Regions from separate parts of the Homo sapiens genome. Here region 2 is linked to region 1. The links are chromatin loops, found by intact Hi-C in ENCODE. Cell type or tissue: heart right ventricle. All regions are shown on one strand. Links, peaks and the distances in the headings refer to the core of each region. The heading gives the core; the rest is flanking DNA.

The links. Hi-C counts contacts between places; a loop is a spot of excess contacts. Peaks named below come from ENCODE experiments on the same cell type or tissue, not always from the same donor. Only the 100,000 strongest peaks of a DNase experiment are listed, where the experiment ranks them.
Region 2: it touches region 1 in a loop (24-fold over the local background); 1 of 110 quality-filtered maps calls a loop at or near these places.

Annotation. Positions count from the first base shown.
Region 1 is chr13:52,666,874-52,672,260 of GRCh38, forward strand. SUGT1 (SGT1 assembly cochaperone of MIS12 kinetochore complex) reads left to right here. Exons shown (of 13, transcript NM_006704.5): 10 at 1-46. Among named protein-coding and RNA genes, the nearest start is that of SUGT1, 17 kb to the left of the region's middle. In heart right ventricle, for the core only: a CTCF peak has its summit at 2,986; no DNase peak of the experiment used is centred there.
Region 2 is chr13:51,992,579-51,997,965 of GRCh38, forward strand. All of the region lies in intron 1 of ATP7B (ATPase copper transporting beta), which reads right to left. Among named protein-coding and RNA genes, the nearest start is that of ATP7B, 16 kb to the right of the region's middle. RefSeq lists a silencer at 3,455-3,749. In heart right ventricle, for the core only: no CTCF peak of the experiment used is centred there; a DNase peak (open chromatin) is centred at 3,257; H3K27ac peaks cover 1,700 bases.

The DNA.
Region 1 (5,387 bases), core at 202-5,201:
TCCTATAATACCAGAACAGAGCACGTTTAAAGTACTTTCAACAAAGGTAAGACCATTGAAAAGTTTGTTACTAGTAATATTTTCAAAATTATAGAAATACTGGTGAACTAATCACCCATGTGTTTATAAGCTTGTAGATTCTTTCAGCCCTTTAACAGGGACAAGAAAATAAGAATGATAACTTTTGAGTATAAGGGTTATTTTACCTCTCAAATTCTAGTACAGTAAAGAATAAAAATCCACTTAGAGTGTGTGGCATTTGTGTATTTACTAAGACAGATATAATGTTTTTCAATAAAGGGGTTTTTTTAAAAAGATACAATAATCAGCCTGTCTTTAAGATTTGATACTGACAATGTCTCTTCCCTTGAACTTGTCAGTTTTGTCTGTTTTGATGTACAAATACTTTTGTCACCCTACCTCATGCAGTTAAAAATACAAACTACAAGAAAGATGAATCTGCCTTTTGTTTTTTTTGTTGTTGTTGTTGAGACGGAGTCTTGCTTTGTTGCCCAGGCTGGAGTGCAGTGGCGTGATCTCGGCTCACTGCAACCTCTGCCTCCTGGATCCAAGTGATTCTCCTGCTTCAGCCTCCCAAGTAGCTGGGACTACAGGCATGCACCACCACGCCCTGCTTAATTTTTGTATTTTTAGTAGAGATGGGGTTTCACCATATTGGCCAGGCAGGTCTCCAACTCCTGACTTTTTTTTTTAAACTGAATTTTAGATTACTCTATTATGAGGGAACAATGAGTAAATTATAGTTTGAGTAATTTTTAGATTCCTTTATAGTTTCTAAAAGAAGTAGAGATATACAACAGAATTAATATTCAGAGAGTATCACTCAAAAGATGTAGATAATAGTGTAATTTAGTAGGAAAAAAACTGAAAATTTAAAAATCTGACTCTGGATCTTTGCTTGCCCTGTGTATTTAGTCTAGGCACAAAATGACTATAAGACTGAATTTTCAGCACCTTTGAAAGGAGGGCTGTGGACCAAATGAACTCTGGAGTCCTTTCAGCTGTAGAATTGTGTGAAGGTATATGATAAATGAGTTAATGGGAATAAATGATGTAGGTAGGCTTTTTCCATTACTACTTTTTTTTTTTTTCCTTGTTTTTGAGATGTAGTCTAGCTCTGTTGCCAGGGTGGAGTGCAGTGCTGTGATCTCAGCTCACTGCAACCTCCGCCTTCTTGAATCAGGTTCAAGTGATTCTCCTGCCTCAGCCTCCTGAGTAGCTGGGATTACAGTCATGTACTGCCACGCCCAGCTAATTTTTGTATTTTTGTAGAGATGGGGTTTCACCATATTGGCCAGGATGGTCTTGATCTCCTGACCACGTGATCTGCCCACCTTGGCCTCCCAAACTGCTGGGATTACAGGTGTGAGCCACTGCACCTGGCCTATTACTCCTTTTTTTATACATAGGTCCTGCAGCATACTGTGTTAGTATTTATTAGGTTGAAGCTCTAAGGACATGTGAAGTTTCCTGTTGTGGAACAGGATCGGGGTTGGCCTGTGTTGTGAAGAATGATAATTGGGCCTGCAGAAAGGACACAGCTGCAGAGGGTTGGAGAAGAAAGTGTAAAGTGAAGTAGTTTTTTGCATCCAGTTAAAAAGGATCTGCCTACTTATTTGAAGATTGTCAAGAACAAAGCTGGTTAATTATGAGGCAGATTTTTGAAATAGCTGCTTGGGACAATAGAAAGTGAGGAAAGGGATGAAATCTTACCAGGATTTTGGTCTCTCACTGGTCCTATCCACATAGTATAGAATTTGTTTAATAAAAGAATTTTTAGTAATCAAGCACAAAATAGGTAGATTTGAGAGGGATATAGTTCATAAAATAATGAATTTGACTTTTTTTGGTATATGTCTATCGAGATTGCTAATGCAAGTGAGCTGAGATCACTACGTTGCACTCCAGCCTGGGCAACAGAGTGAGACTCTGTCTCAAAAAAAAAAAAAAAAAGATTGTTAATGCATGTCCATTTGGAGTTATTTAAATTGAGTGTGAATTAATGATAAATGACTTAAGAACTTGTATTACTGAGCCACCTCCTATAGTGGAAGAATATCATGTGTGGTAAATACATAGATGTGTGGCTAGAGTTGAGGATGTAATTAAGCACTCTTATCTCAATTCTTTTTTCTCTTTTGAGTCTTGGATTTGTTAATTTTAACCATTCTTCAACCATACTACTATGTTCTCAGTTTGCCTTTTCTGCCCCTTCCTCTTTAAATGCTAAGTGACGACTTTTCTTCCTTATATAGTAGTTTATGTATACATTTCATGTCCCTCGTTTCTGTGTAAGTCTTTGAGGATAAGAAGCATGTTTTATTTGTATCTTTGTATGTGCCCCAGTTAGGGTCCCCAGATAAAGTTACAAGATGTTCATTTAAGTTTCTATTTAAGATAAACAATGAATAATTTTTATTATGTAAATATGTTTCATGCTATAATTTTATTTGCTAAACTTGGCAGCCCTCACCACATACATTGCACAGTGGGTGCTTAGTTCAGTGAATGAATTAAAATTGGATTTTGGTTTTAGTCCCATGACATTGGCAGAGAATGTTTATTCTTAGTTTTGCAGGTGGAAAAACAATCATGTTAATGGAGTTTAAATACTTTCCCCAAGTTTACCTAGTTAACTAAATTCTTCAGCCTGGCCTAGGAGACGTAGATACACTTCTGATTGCCAACCAAACTAGTGCATCTTTGCTTAGGTTTTTCTAAGTTTTGAATTGGAGAACTTAGATTCTAAGGATGTGTCCTAAAGAATTATTATTTTTCTTGTCCTGACCCTGGAATCTCTGTATTTTATATACCATATATATATATATGTGCACACACAAAATCTTGTTAGATTACTAACTCTTAAACTATTTGGGGGGAAGCAAATTGAAAGAAGTTTTCTTAATTATGTCTTAAGGGAAATAAATGATAAAATCTTTGAATTTCCTTTTTCATACAGTAGAGGGAGACAATATTAAAATACTGAAAATAAAATATCTGGGTTACTGAGGCTTACTTCGTGGACACTTAAGAGACAACAGTACTAAAATAATTTGCTTTTCATGTATTCAGATATCTTGATTGTTGAGATATCTTGGACCTTTGTGAATTGAGAAAGGACGCATTTTGCAGAGGAGAATCTGCTTAATAGTAGAGATTCTGTAAAATTTGCAGCTTAAAAGGGCGATTTCTTTGCTTTTGGGAATTCTCTTTTCTTTCCCACCTTCAAGATTGAATGAATGTTGCATATCCATGTATAGCCAGTGGTTAAATATTATTTATTTGAGTGATATGTAATTTGTGATGAAAGTAGTAAGAGGTAAAACCCTGAAATTAATGAAGTAGCATTTCTTAACTATTTTACAGTGTAGTATCCAATATGTTTTTCCAAGCCAGGATTCATATTTTTTCAGTATCTCTGATAGTTATTGCTACTTTTTACTGAATATCAGCTTTAATGTCAGCCTATTAATTTTTTAGAAATTAAGAAACTATATGTCTTTCATCTTGTTGATTTCATGACACTATTCTCTGGTCACAGTCTCAGAATTGTGACTTTAGTGGCACCCATATTGTGAAATACTCATTTTAAAAATTAATTTTCATTCCCTTTAAGATTTAGAATTCACAAGTCGGGCACGGTGGGTCATGCCTGTAATCCCAACACTTTGGTAGGCCAAGGCGGTCGGATCACTTGAGGTCAAGAGTTCGAGAACAGCCTGGTCAACTTGGTGAAAACCTGTCTCTACTAAAAATACAAAAAATGAACTGGACGTGGTGACGGGTGCCTGTAGTCCCAGCTACTCGGGAGACTGAGGCAGGAGAATCGCTTGAACCTGGGAGGCGGAGGTTGCAGTGAGCCGAGATCATGTCGCGCCACTGCACTCCCGCCTGGGTGACTGAGTGAGACTCCGTCTCCAAAAGAAAAAAAAGAATTAGAATTCTCAGTCTTTTGGGGTGAATTTGCCCTTGTGGAAATGTTCTTGTATTCTTAAGTCATAGTTAAGTCATAGTAATTTTGCTGATTATACAATATAAAATACGAAGGCCTGGAATTGTGAGAAATAAAAATGTCTGTCTTAGAAACAAAATAGCCTCCTTTTCTCTTCTCCCACTTTGAGAAGTTTTAGAGCGTATCCTATTGCTTAATGTTCATAGAAGAATATATGTATGTTAAATAAAAATCCTGGTGATAATATAATGGAATGGGGTATCTGGGCATGATGCTTCCTTCTGCTTGTCTGAATACATAGATATGAGAGTTTTTAAAATTATTGTTTTCTTTTGCTTTTTTAGTACAGTGGTGGTGATAATAGTGAGATTTCTTTTTTAACTGAATTAGTTTAAAAAAAGATCACAAATTGTAGATCTTGGAATGTATTCTTATCTTTTCATATATTTTGTAATGTATATTTATATATTTTTAAAAGAATTTTACATAATTTTTAAACAGCTACATTTTGTTGATATTTTTATCACATCCTTACATATTCAACAGCAAAGTATTTCGGCATATGCATGTACTGTAGCTTATTTAGCCAGTCCCATTTTGTTTGACCTGTGGAGAATAAGAATAGGTGTTTTGACTGTTTTATCACATTCCAGGCACTGTACTATGAATTATCTCATGTAATTCTCATAGTTACTGCATGGTGTAGGTATTTTTATCCCTAGTTTACAGGTAGAGAAACTTAACCCAGAGATGTTCAATAATTTGCCCAGGTTTTTTAGCTGAGGATATTGATAATAGCATTCTGTTGTTATTTGCCAGACGTGGTTCTTTATTCTTTTCATACATAGTGTCATTTAATCTTCTTGAGAACCCTAAATGAGTCAGGGCCTACTGTTCTCATTTTATAGGAGAAACTGAGGCTCGCTGAGATTGAGTTGCTTGCTTATGGTCATATATCTAACCAATGGCACCTATTTGTGACTCTTCTAACTATACAACTGATTGTTTTTGTGTTATTCTCAACCCCTGGTTATTTCTTAGGAAATAAGTTAAAATTCTAGCTGAAAAATGCGCTTACAGCAAATTATTTCATATCTTGGCTCCCACATCTCTAAAATATGGATAACAATCTTTTTTAATAGGGTGATTCCGTTAAGTAAGATGATATATGTGAAGCATGTAGCATGCAGGATATGTAATAAGAGCTCAATAAATGTTACAGTACCTTTCTTACTGTTTTATTTTAGTTATTTCGATTTTTATTCGGGCTGTAAACTCAGCAAATGCGTTATCATAGAAAATCTGGAAAAGATAAAGGAGTTTAGGAAGTAATCACTCAGACTCACCACTCAGATGACATTCTAGCATGTTTCCTTTCAGATAACCTGATATTTCCTGATACATAGGTCAGTCA
Region 2 (5,387 bases), core at 201-5,200, 670 kb before region 1:
GGTTTTTATAATCATAAACCAGCTACTGCAAATTTCTTCTATTTAAGGATAACTAAATTCTTTCTAAAAATTAATCCTAAATTTAAAAGTGGAACTGCAATAAAAAATGATTATATAGGCCAGGCAGGGTGGTTCACGCCTGTAATCCCAGCACTTTGGATGGCTGAGGTGAGTGGATCACTTGAGCTCAGGAGTTTGAGACCAGCCTGGGCAACATGGGGAAACCTCATCTCTACTAAAAACACAAAAATTAGCTAGGTATGGTGTCAGGTGCCTGTAGTCCCAGCTACTCTGGAGGCTGAGGCAGGAGAATCACTTGAACCCAGGAGATGGAGGTTGCAGTGAGCCAAGATTACGCCACTGCACTCTATAGCCTGGATGACAGAGCAAGACTCTGTCTCAAAAAAAAAAAAAAAAAAAAAAAGATAATACAGATTTACATATATATTGACATACAGAAATGTCCACAAAATATTCAGTAAGAAATGCAAAGTATAAGATAGTATGTATAATTTGATCCCATATTTATTTTAAAAATATACATTATGTAAACATAAACATACATACACGTATACACATTCATATTTGTTGGGAAAACGACTGCTTTTTCTTTATACTTTTTTGTATTCTCCTCGTTCCATCGTAAATTTGTTTTTTATATAGAGTATATGTTACTTTTATAATCAGAGCTTTAGAAAAAATAGAGCTGCCAGGCACGGTGGCTCACATCTATAATCCCAGCACTTTGGGAGGGGGAGGCAGGAGGATCATTTGAGCCCAGGAGTTTGAGACCAGCCTGGGCAACATAGGGAGACCACATCTCTACAAATAAAGAGAAACTGGAAATGGTGGCATGCACCTGTGGTGGCAGCTACTCAGGGGGCTGAGGCAGGAAAATCATTTGAACCCGGAAGGTCGAGGGTGCTATGAGCCATGATCATGCCACTGCACTCCAGCCTCGGCATCAGCAAGAGACCATGTCCCAAAATAAAAAACTTAGAAAAAAACAAACAAAGGAAAAATAGAGTTGCAACTGTGCTCAGATAGATTACTGGGTTATCACAGTCCTGTCCAGACCTTCAGACAACACATCAAACATATCTCAGAGTTGGAAATTCTTCTGAAAAAGCATAATTTTGGCAGAAGTAACACTATTTTGCATTTGCATGATAATCTACAAAGTGCTTTCACAATCATATGAGGCAGGATTTATCATCCACTTTGCAATGAAGAATCTAAAGGAGAGTGTCCAAGACTCACCTGCCCAGGTCCCACAACTTGTGTTGGGTCTGCACTCAGATCCCCTCCACCAAGGCCTCTTCCCCAGCCCTCCTTTCTGAAGAGGCTCCCCTAGTCAGCTTCAGGTCGCCCCACTAGTCACAGATTGGTGCTGGCCTTAAAAATCACCAGCACACGTCATATCTCAAAACTTCAGATATAGGCTGGAAATTGTAAAGTAACAGTTTGGACATTTTTTAAAAATGCCTCAAGCATTTTCACCCCAACATATTTAGTATTTCACTATTTTAAACACATGGCTAAAAGTATAAATGTTCACCGTATATTGTATAAACCGGCAACATATGAAAAGGCTGATTAAAAGATTAAACGCTCTGTCACTCTTTAAAATTCTAAGTGATTTAACACATTAGTTTAGCTACTGGCTTAATACAGTTTAAAGAGACATAAAATGAAATTTATAAAACTACTTTAGAAAACAAAGTAATTAAAATTGTATCTATCACCTCACTTCCCTCCCCTAAAACCACTCGAACCTCTGTGTAGAAGCTACCCAAACGGGCAGCCACTGAATAATTCTACATTTCATATTTTTAAATTTGCCTAGGAAAAAACTTTAAAGGAGTCTCTTGGAAATTTCCACAAATTCAGAACACCAAAAAACACTTTTAATATTTTAAAATAAATACCTCCGAGCATAGTTATATCCTTGGTTAAAAACCTGATAGCAAAATGCAGAATCTTTAAATACTCAAAAGGAGTTTCTGTCTTCAATATCCAAGTACCCTGTGATTTCAACGTATGTAAATCTCTTGCATAGCACATTTGAAAGTTCTTTTCACAAAATTTCCTTTAGTCTTTGGGACTTTAACCAATGAACAGCACAAAAATAAGTCTTAGAGGAAGCAAAGTACTTATGAAACCTTCCTTTGTATCTAACTAGTAAATGCCTTCAAAAGTTGTTTTTTATTTTCGTCTGACTAGGTCAATGAAGAAGACCCTGTACACACCACCAGTCTGCTCAGAAATGCTGCTAAAAGGCACCATTTTTACAAAACGTTATACTGTCTTACTTTTGGACATGACCTAACCTTTGGAGTAACAAAACTTCAACTTGCTTAAGAAAAGGAACTTCATTTTGCAGCATTTTCAAAATGTTTAGTTAAAATGTACAGATTAACAAAATAAGGTATACACTATAAAACATATTAGTAAAAAGAAGGAAGGATTCATTTTTGTTTGACTTGCATTGTGGAAAACTTTTGCTTCATAGAGTCTTACAAAATATTCTGAAAATAAAAAGCAACAAAACCCAAACTTCCAAGCCATGGTGTAATTAATCAGCTTGACTCCTGCCAGGTGCTACATTCACACTCTCATTCCGCTCCCCAGACCTCTCCCCAATATCCCACACAAGAGACATGGAGAGAAACCTCCATCTTTAAAATGGGTCCAGGCCCTTCCAGGCTTTTTAGCCCATCTGCAATTGCACTGACCTGACTGGAACTCATTTCCCAGGTTCCATTCAAAACTCTCTGTGGAAATTCTCCTTCCTCTGACGGTGGAGTGCCTTCCTCCACAGTAGACACTGGCCTGGCTGAATGCCTAACCCCAGGGCTCTTCCTAAAGGACCACTGCTTGTGGACAGACAGCAGGGTCACATGTTGGTCACTCAGAGTTGCCAGGAAGGACTGCTCGGGGCTCTGGGGCACATCACCCCTGGCTTTCTCTATCGCTGAGTTCACGGCCACGGCTTCCCTCCTCACTAAAGCAGTTCACCTTCAGCAGACTATTTGGTTGTGTTAGAGAGAAATGCTTTAGAAGTGTCCTCCTAATTAGCAAGGGGAAGACACCCTTCTACTCCTGACCCAGCCCAGGAGAGGCTGCCAGCAGTCTTCAGCCTGGCAGCAAGCTTTGGGAACTTGGGCAGGCTGCACAGTACTGCACCTATTTGCTTTTGTTTATCTACAACCGTCCCAGCACTTGGCACCCTCTCACTCAACACACTGTGTGCAGCACTGCAGATCTTTGCACACAGCCCATGCACACCCTCACCCAGTGCACACTGGACACCCGGCCAAGGTGTCCATGAGCACAACATGTAATCACTTGCCAGAGTGCAGCAGTTTCCTTTTGGCCATGTGCACTCCTAGAAACCCAGTCTAGAGGCAGGAGAGATATGCCACTTCCTTTTATTACCAAACTGCTAGCACTTTCTTGGAATTGCTTCAGCTGCCTCTTCCACAGCTCCAATGTTGGCAGCGTGCAGAATACTTGGTGAGAGAAGTATTTCCTAGGCAACATGACTTGTATTTTCAAGAAGGTGTAAGAAAGTTCCATGTTTCCTGTAGCTTTGTTTTCCCTTGGACCAAAGGCTTGACTTCAGTAAGAACTGACTGCACAAACTGGCTAACAAGGCTCATCTGTTTAAGCAGCACCACGGCCAGGAACTAAGGCACAATTCAGGCTTCTCAGGCTACCTGCTGTTCCACATGGGGATTAATAGGAGGAGACACACGACACTGTGGTAATTCCAGCAGCAGCCTGCTCTGTCGGGCAGCGCTGCCTCCATTCCCACCCCACCACTCGGGGACCAGAAGGAGAGACCACATCCCCCATGGCAGGAACAGCTCCACCACAGCCACTAATTCCAGCCATACCTCCTGCTGCAAGTGAGTGTGGAATTGAATTCAGGGTAAAATGATCACTCTGTCTCTCCGTGTTATTCTTCACAGCAGAATGTACCAGCAGGGGGTCACTAAGGTGTGCACCCAGTGAGGGCACTCAGAACACATGCCCAAGGTCACTGAAGGCTGCCTCCTCATAGGTTGCCCACAGTGACGCTTCCTCCCCCATTAACACTGTCATCCCTGCCCCAAGAACTCCTGACTGAGAGATCTGTTCTCTTTGAGGAAAGGCAACACCAAGGCTGGTCCATGCACCAAAGCCCCTTCGTGCCTGCTTTATCCTGCTGCTTCTTACCACACTTGTGGCGGTTGCTATCACTTCTAAAGCACACGCTGAGCAACCAACTCCTCCAAAATGTGTCTGGGTTTGTTTCTTATCTCCTAAGTGCTCAGCCAAAAAACAAAGAACCTGCCTCAATTTCCAAGAAATGTCATTCAAACCCATTTTCATCAAAGGAAAGGTATATTTGATGCTAAAGGCCTTGAGCCCCAACCCTAGCCTCCCTGCCAGAGGCCAGCACTGTGGGGCTGTGCAGCTGCCTCTATGGGAGCCCATGTAAATACATCAGGTGCATCTGTGATTGCTTTCTAGTGATTCTTCAGGTCTTGCTTATCTATGTCTCTCCCTTCCTGAAAGGATCTATCAGGAGCCTCACATGCCCTGCTGACCACCTGACATTTCATTTATGGGGCATCAGAAGTAGATTTTCCAGGTAACTGAAGCTCATCGCTTTGAGCATTAGATTTTTTAAAAATTTTGTCATTCTGGGTGAAAATATTCCCCATAAGTGACATCTATTTTTCCGCTGCCTTTTAAAGTGAGTTATTGAACATATTTTAACTTTTCCTTGGTGACATGAGATCATTATAAATATAAATGCTTCTTCTGTGCTGTGCCTATGAATAGCTAATAAGGAAAATATGTTGGGATCATATGTCCCACATGCTTTTAAATAATCTATTCTGTTAGCTCCATGAAATTGAAATACTTCACCATTCAAACCATTTCTAGATGGTGGCTCAGACCCAGAAGACAGCCAGAAAAGGGGGCTGGGGCCAGGTTAGAAAGGGCAGAGTCTAGACTTTGTCCTGTGGGTGGTGTAGAATCACCAGGAGTTTCTGAGGAGAGAACTCACAGAATCATATTTGTGATCTGGAAACAGTTTGGGCAGAAACAAGAATGAAGACCCAGGAGAGGAGGGATTACAAGGGGCAGAAAATTTAATAGTAGAATACGATTAAACAAACGAGGAGGCCTCCCAACTCAGTGACTGCTGGATCACAGCAGGTGACAAAAAGTGGGGGCCTGAGGATGACAATGCCATTTCCAGTTTCGCAGATTGAGCACATGGTGATGAGTACACCAAGATGAGCGGGGAGGGTGGGAAGAAGGCAAGTCTGGGGTAAACACAGTGGCTTCTCCTTTGCTCCCATAGAATCTAAGAGACGTGTGGAACAGCC